Regions from separate parts of the Homo sapiens genome. Here region 1 is linked to region 2. Evidence: chromatin contacts called from ENCODE Hi-C or POLR2A ChIA-PET data. All regions are on one chromosome and are shown on one strand. The core of a region is the stretch at or near the end of the contact, and the rest is flanking DNA. Distances in the headings are between cores, read along the strand shown.

Region 1 (4,272 bases), core at 245-2,744, 4.2 Mb after region 2:
GTAAAAGAACATTTAATGACAGAGCAAGTTAGTAAATGAAAAATATAGGCCTATAAGGTTGAAAAGGCATATAATCCCAAATTGTTTTAAATACATAAAATGTATTGAAAATATGCCAAAATGTTAAAAGCCACGCCTTTGGGATTTGACAGAATTTTAATTTTCTTCCTTGATTTTCTGAATTTCCAATCACTCTACGATGTACCCTCTTACTAATCAGACCATAAATGTTATCAAACAGACTCTTTAAGGGTTTAACTGAAGAATTCAAACACAAGGTATTTCCATTGTATTTACAAATACAAAAAAAAAACTCTTCATTTCAATATTATTTTTCATAGTTCTCTAGAAACCAAGTCAGCTCTTAATGTTATGTGAGCAACAACAAATGTATTCACCCACCTATGTTTCTGCTTTTTATTGATACAATCACATCAAAGGTGAAAGAAGGAATGCCAACCATACAGAAGGCTTTTTTCTTCCTAATAGGATTCATTGAGAGTTACATTCTCATTACACGGAAGAATGCTTTATATCTCTACAATAGAATACAGATGGCTCCGTTGTTGGGTCTTTAAAAAAAAGAAAAAACTGACCAACTGATGATTTATTTATAAGATGAAATTATTAAATAAAAGTGGTAATAATTTACCATAATGACAATATTCTTCATAGCTAATATCTGCTAAGTACCTACTATGTGCTTTACATCATTGTGTCTTTTCATTCTTATAAGAAGCCTCGGCCAGGCACAGTGGCTCACGCCTGTAAACCCAACATTTTGGGAGGCCGAAGCAGGCAGATTAGCTGAGGTCAGGAGTTCGAGACCAGCCTGGCCAACATGGTGAAACCCCCATCTCTACTAAAAATATACAAAAATTAGCCAGGCATGGTAGTGCATGCCTATAGCCCCAGCTACTCAGGAAGCTGAGGCACGAGAATCACTTAAGCCCAGGAGATGCAGGTTGTAGTGAGCTGAGATCAAGCCACTGCATTCCAGCCTGGGCAACAGAGTGAGACTCTGTCAAAAAAAAAAAAAAGTGCTATAAGGTCAGCGTGACTCTATCTCTATTTTGCACATAAGGAAAGTGAAGCAAAGACAGGTTAAGCCACTTACCACTTGCCACAGTCACACTGAAATTGGTAATGTGAGAATTCCAACCTAGGTGGCCTCACTTTAAGAGCCAAACTACACTCTGAAGGGCCAAGACAGAGGCTAAAAGATCAGCACCCAGTAAAATCACTAGGGTATCTTATATTTTGGCTGGCACTGAGCACTCTACCCTGCACTTTCAGTTTCGTTAATGGTGTAAAAGCTACAAAATACTTAAGGACAATTGCACAGCTGCCTGGCTGGCTTTCAGAAATTTTCACTATGTCTCTATGAGAATTCAAACTCTAGTTGTTGGAAGCTGTCACAGGCTGCTGAGCTACATATGAGGAAGAAGATGCAAGAAAAATGCAAATGCACTGAGTAGATTTTGAAACAAGCAAGTCTGAAACAGAGCAGATCCAGGTGGTTGTGGGTTTTATGACTCATTGTGTATACGTATACACATGAAGTTCTGTAACTGACATACAGGATTACAGCAAAGACTGGCAACACAGATGGCCTATGGAGGGGTTATTACTGAAATGGGCAGAGAGGATGGCTTTCCCTTCATACATTATCTGGGTACTGCTTGAATTCTTGACAACAAATTTGTTTACTTTTTTATTTTATTTTTTTGGGGTTTTTTGTTTGCTTGCTTGCTTTTTTTGTTTAGGGTTGCCAAAAGAGCCCAAAAGCAGTCAATGATCCAAGATTAACTCGGGAATGCTGGCAGTAGCAGTAGATCCAAGTTGAAGCTAGAAAGAGTATGTCTCTTTTGTGTGTGTGTGTGTGTGTGTGTGTGTGTGTGATGGAGTCTCACTCTGTCACCCAGGCTGGAGTGCAGTGGCGCAATCTTGGCTCACTGCAACCTCCATCTCTCGAATTCAAGCCATTCTCCTGCTTCAGCTTCCTGAGTAGCTGGGATTACAGGCGTGCGCCCTGTAATCCCACCATGCCCAGCTAACTTTCTATATTTAGTAGAAATAGGGTTTCCCCATGTTGGCCAGACTGGTCTCGAACTCCTGACCTCAAGTGATCCGGCCGCCTCGTGTCCCAAAGTGCTGGGATTACAGGCTTGAGCCACCATGACCGTCCTTTTCCTTCTATCTTTCTATCTATCTTTCTTTCTTGCCTGTTTGCTTGCTTGCTTGCTTGCTTGCTCACTTACTTTCTTGCTTGCTTTCTTTTTCTTGCTTTGTTTCTCTCCTCTCCTCTCCTCTCCTCTCCTCTCTTTCTTTCTCTCCTCTCCTCTCCTCTCTTTCTTTCTCTCTCTCTTAAAAGTGACTCTTTCCTCTTCCCCGCAGGAAGGGTGCCACAGACAGTCAAGGATAAAAATCCAAAGTCAGAATATATCCTGGGGACTTCAATGTGTTTTGTTTTGTTTTTTTCTTTTTTTCTTGGGGAAAGGGGTACAAATGTGGGACAAGAAGAACAGGAATTTTCTTAAGAAACTCACTCAAAATATTTCATAAGGCCCCTGGAAAAGTATGTGGTGCTGCACCCAAGTCTTCCCTACCCAGGGCATTTAAATAGGACAAGACCGGAACACCTTGCCACCACCCCCCTCAGCTGTCTCACCATCCTGCCCCCGACCAAAGCCCAGTAAAGTGGCCTGCACTAAACCTAAGGCATTACCAGTGCAACTTATCCCCTTCGCCCATCAACTTTAAGTTATTCCTCATTTATTTACAGCCTCAATTACACCCAACTACATGCACACCAAAGATGGTATTTCTAAAGCCAGTTGACGAGACCAGCTCCGAACTGTTTTTGTAAAATTTATAACCTAAAAGTCATTCTCACAGCAAAAAGTAAACACCATAAATAATTATCTACCTCCCCAATATCTAGGGTCTCTTGACTGTTTTTGGGTTTGTTTTGTTTTTGTTTTTTTTTTGAGACTGAGTCTCACTCTGTCGCCCAGGCTGGAGTGCGGTGGTGCAATTTTGGCTCACTGCAAACTCCATCTCCCGGGTTCAAGCTATTCTCCTGCCTCAGCCTCCTAAGTAGCTGGGATTACAGGCGCACGCCACCATGCCAGGCTAATTTTTGTATTTTTAGTAGAGACAGGGTTTTCACCATGTTGGCCAGGCTGGTCTTGAACTCCTGAGCTCAAGTGAGCGCTCAGGTGATCCCTCGGTCTTCCAAAGTGCTGGGATTACAGACATGAGCCACTGCACCCAGCTGGTGTCTTCCTTTTTTTTTTTTTTTTAAGTAAATTTTATTGAGGTACAATTTACATATGATAAAATTCACCCATTTTAAGTGTTCAATTCATTTAACAAAATTTATGATCATGCAACCACAACCACAGTCATGATACAGAACACCCCCAATCCCCCATCCCCAGCTCCTGGGAACATTTTTCTAGATTATTTATTTATTTATTTATTTATTTCGAGAAGGAGTTTTCACTCTTGTCACCCAGGCTGGAGTGCAATGGCGCGATCTCGGCTCACTGCAACCTCTGCCTCGTGGATTCAAGCCATTCTCTTCCCTTAGCTTCCCTAGTAGCTGCTATTACAGGTGCCCACCACCATGCCCAGCTAATTTTTGTATTTTTAGTAGAGACGGGGTTTCACCATGTTGGCCAGGCTTGTCTCCAACTCCTGACTTCAGGTGATCCACCTGCCTCAGCCTCCCAAAATGCTGGGATTACAGGCGTGAGCCACCACACCAGGCCTATTTTATTTCTTTTTTGTTTTTTGTTTTTTGAGAAAGAGTCTCATCTCTGTCACCCAGGCTGGAGTGCAGTGGCCCGATCTCCACTCACTGCAAGCTCCGCCTCCCGGGTTCACGCCATTCTCCTGCCTCAGCCTCTTGAGGAGCTGGGACTACAGGCGCCGGCCACCACGCCCGGCTAATTTTTTGTATTTTTAGTAGAGATGGGGTTTCACTGTGTTAGCCAGGATGGTCTAAATCTCCTGACCTCGTGATCCACCCGCCTTGGCCTCCCAAAGTGCTGGGATTACAGGTGTGAGCCACCGCGCCAGGCCTACCTATTTTATTTCTTAAATTGACATATTGATAATGTACATATTCATAGTGATGTTTTGATGCATATAATGTATAAGTGATCAGATCAGGGTATGTAGCATATCCATCATCTCAAACATTTATTATTTCTTTGTGTTGGGAATGTTCAATATCCTCCTTCTAGCTATTTGAACTATATGTTA
Region 2 (4,043 bases), core at 1,188-3,687:
AGGTGTGCCTTTTTATTATTTTTTATTCTTTATTTTATTTATTTATTTATTTATTTTTGAGATAGACTTTTGCTCTTGTTGGCCAGGCTGCAGTGCAATGGCACGACCTCGGCTCACTGCAACCTCTGCCTCCCGGGTTCAAACAATTCTCCTGCCTCAGCCTGCCAAGTAGCTGGGATTACAGGCACCCGCCACAACGCCCGGCTAATTTTTGTATTTTTTTTTAGTAGAGACGGGGTTTCACCATGTTGGCCAGGCTGATCTCAAACTCCTGATCTCAGGTAATCTGCCTGCCTCGGCCTCCCAAAGTGCTGGGATTACAGGCATTAGCCACCGTGCCCGGCCAGGTATGCCTTTGCCCAGCCAGGTATGCCTTTTTATGGTGGGCACATATTCATCAAAAGTCATACTAGAGTAATCATATTGGCCCTATTCAAAATAGATAAAATATCCAAATGCCCAACAATAAAATGAATACATAAATTAAGGAATATTCACATAATGTAACATTATAATATATAACAATGAGAAACAAATACAACTTCATTCAACAATGTCAATGAATCTCATACTATCGAGCAAAAGAAGCTAGACCCTAAAAAATATATTGTATAATGTATATACATTAAGTTTAAAAGCAGGTGAAGCTAATCCATAGTGTTAAATGTCAGCATAATGATTATCTTTGTGGAGAGATGGGAAGAGGCATGAGGGGAACTCCCAGATATGGGTAAAGCTCTGCCCTTTCTCTGGGTGCTAGTTATATGTATGTGTTGAGTTGATGAAAAGTCAATACACTGTACTTATGATTCATGCACTTTTCTTTGTGTATGTTAGCCTGAATTAAAAAGTTTAAGAAAAAACAAATACTTTTTTTTTTTTTTGAGACAGAGTCTCACTCTGTTGCCCAGGCTGGAGTGCAGTGGGGCAATCTTGGCTCACTGCAATCTCCGCCTCCCGGATTCAAGGGATTCTCCTGCCTGAGCCTCCCAAGTAGCTGGGATTACAGGTGCACACCACCACGCCCAGCTAATTTTTGTATTTTTAGTAGAGACGGGGTTTCACCATGTTGGCCAGGCTGGTCACAAACTCCTGACCTCAAGTGATCCACTTGCCTTGGCCTCCCAAAGTGCTGGGATTGCAGGTGTGAGCCACCACGCCCGGCCAAAAACAAATACTTTTTTAAAAGAAAGTTTAAAACAAAAGTTAAAAAAAAAGAAAAAAACAGGTACAAACCTGAAAAATCTCCCAATTAACAAAGCTGGGACAATTTTAGCAACAAAATAATGTAGTATTGGAATGTAACCATTATAAGATAAACATCCATGAGTCCATACTGATATAAATAGCTAAGTGAGGGAGAAGAGGCAAACTTCCCTTGGGGAAGATAATTTATGTACATACTCCCCACTGCAGGAGGTAGAGCTTAAATACCCCGCCTTCCCACCTTGAGTGTGGGTTGCATTTATTGACTTGGTTCCAAAGTAGTGTGGAAGGGTAGGAGGAGTAATTGCACAGTAGAGAAAACTGGCAAGCACTACCTTAGAGAGGTAATCAAGGTTAACATGATCAGTGATGTCATTTTGACAGCATGTACCCTTGATTCTATGTGATGAGAACAGCCAGTCACCTTGTGGTCTTCCTCCTAAACACCCAAAACCCCAGTCTAACCATGAGAAAAATATTGGCCAAACCCAAATTGAGGCACATTCCACCAAATATCTGAGGAGTAACTCTTCAAAACTGTCAAGGTCATCAAAAACAAGAAGAATCTGAGAAACTGCCACAGCCAAAAATAGCCTAAGACGACATAATGAATAAATGCAATATGGTGTCCTGGACAGGATCCTGGAACAACAACAAAAAAAGGACATTGAAAGAAAGCTGGTAAATGTGAATAAAATGTGTAGTTTAGTGAGTAATAGTGCGCCAATCAAACTGGTTTCTTAGATGTGATCAACGTAACATAGTAAAATAATTAAGATGTTCACAATAGGAGAAACTAGGTGAGGAGACAGGAACTCTAGGTGTCATCTTTGCAACTTTTCTGCACAACTACAACTATTCTAAAATAAAAGGCGTTTCTTTTTAAACGGGAATCCTCAACAGCGCCTCTCTCATGGGGTTGCAAGAAATCAATGAGATAGTACAGACCAAGTGCAGGGCTCAGTGCTTAGCACATAAATGTCAGATGTGGTTATTGTAATATTATGTAACATTGAGGGACAAAAGCTCTGACACCTCGGTGTTTTAATTAGAGTAAGCAAAGGACAGACGCGCGTACGTCCCACCGCGTCAGCCCTGTGAACATCCAGAGGTTCCAGCCAGAGTACGTCCGGCCGGAGGCGGGGCGCGGAGGGGACGTCGGCGTGGGGCGGGGCCAGTAGCAGTTCCCACGCCGGCGCTCCAGGCGCGGCAGGCTGCCGCCCCCGGAAGTAGTGGGTACCGGGACGCCGTGAGGCGGAAGCTGTGTATGGCGGGAGGCTGTGGCGGTCCCTTGGTGGGGAAGCTGTTGCTGTTGCTAGACGACGGGAACTAGCTCTCGTCACTTCCTCAGCCCGCCGTCTGCCCACTCCTCTAGCCGGAACCTGGGGGCCCGGAGCCGGGGTAGGCACAGAGTTGTCCTCGGAGGTCCAGGACAGCGGCCAGCCCGGCGGCGGGAGTCAGGGCCACGCCACCTGCAGGGAAGAACCCGAGTCGAAGCGGGAAGATGGCTGCAGACAAGCCTGCAGGTAGGGCGCCAATGTCCCGAGCGACGAGACGGCGGGACGTGCGGGGCCGGGCGGACCCTGAACTCGGAGGCGGCGGGGCCCGGGGTGGGGACTCCAGGGCGACTTGAATTTGGGCGTGCATTTCTTTACCCCATCCTCTGTCTCGGCTGTCGCTAACATGAGTCTTCGGGCCCCGGGTCCAATAGTTGTTTTACTCAAGTGCAGTATTTGAAGTCGCCACTGGCCGCCTTTGCCCTGCTCTTCAGAATAACTCCGGCCCAAAAAGCTTAAATGTATTTTGCCGCTTCGCAGAATTTTCCGCTTCTTCGTGGGAAAAGCAGACAAGAGAAAGTCACCCTGGAGCACACATCTGCCTATAATATCGCGTGGCTGAGGCTGGGATTCACCTGGGCTGTTTTGACCACATGTGGCTTCCTCTGGTCATTGACTCCTGTGAAATTAACTTTGTAAAAACCACTTTTTTTTTTCTTGATAGAGACGGGCGGGGGTCTCGCTATGGTGCCCAGGCTGATCTCGAACTTCTGGGCCCAAGCGATCCTTCCGCCTTGGCCTCTCAAAGTAAACCACTTATTTAAAAAGGCATAAAATCCTATTGTCTCTCTACAGTCTGTGCTCCTAAAATCTTGCATTTGGTACTTAATTGCTCTAGTTCCTCGAAATTACTTAATCTCAATGGTTTTCTTTATGGATTATTGCTCCCATTCCTAGAATCTTCCACATTAAGGAATATAAAATTATTTCCTGACCTTGTCCGGAATGTTTCCCGCAAGAAATTCATATTCTTTGTGGCATCCAGGTTTTATTGGAAAGAACTTAAGTGACAGGATTTAAAAGTGATGGAACTTAAAATTTTTACAGTGAATTTAATTTAAAATTAAAGAAAAACTCAGTGTGCTGTGGATTTTAGTAGGTTCTGGTCACAATAACTGACAAATGAACTTCACTTGGAAATTAAGCCAATTCTATTTTAGGTACAGAGGAATAAAAATCATTAGAGGATCTCTTCAATAATCTAAGAAGAAAAACAACAGAACAAAGGCCTTGAGAGGGTATAAGGAATGTGCTGTGAAATTTTGGATAGGTTGTTCAGGGAAGGCCTCTGGTGAGATGATATTTGAGCAGAGATATGTAAGAAGTGAGGGAATGAGCCATAAGAAATGAGGAAAGGTGGATGAGGGAGAGACTATTAGACAGGAAAACGGCATGGCCTGTCCAAGGCTGGACCAGGGGACCAACATCTTCCTCCTTATTTTAGAATAGTGTCTGTGTTCCCCACATTTACCATTCCTACTTGCTCATACCATTGCGCTT

What was found. A loop is a pair of places that touch in the nucleus more often than their neighbours do. ChIA-PET counts read pairs that join two places held with the same protein, here RNA polymerase II (POLR2A). Pooled maps may share reads with other maps.
Region 1: a map with no recorded cell type shows a loop between it and region 2 (20-fold over the local background). The contact joins the enhancer-like site here to the promoter of CNOT10 in region 2. A Hi-C loop is called at or near these places in 1 of 37 single-sample maps with no recorded cell type and 5 of 50 pooled maps. POLR2A ChIA-PET finds 5 or more read pairs at or near these places in 1 of 52 experiments (CD4-positive, alpha-beta T cell).

What each region holds. Positions count from the first base shown.
Region 1 is chr3:36,911,162-36,915,433 of GRCh38, forward strand. All of the region lies in intron 1 of TRANK1 (tetratricopeptide repeat and ankyrin repeat containing 1), which reads right to left. Among named protein-coding and RNA genes, the nearest start is that of TRANK1, 32 kb to the right of the region's middle. RefSeq lists an enhancer at 1,366-1,415. Within about 2 kb of position 1,495, at least 11 of the 41 ENCODE cell types and tissues checked have a DNase peak (open chromatin) inside an H3K27ac peak, as active enhancers do; they include CD4-positive, alpha-beta T cell, where a contact is called at or near this core.
Region 2 is chr3:32,682,751-32,686,793 of GRCh38, forward strand. CNOT10 (CCR4-NOT transcription complex subunit 10) reads left to right here and starts at 2,438. Exons shown (of 19, transcript NM_015442.3): 1 at 2,438-2,732. The coding sequence starts at 2,711. RefSeq lists a silencer at 2,239-2,548.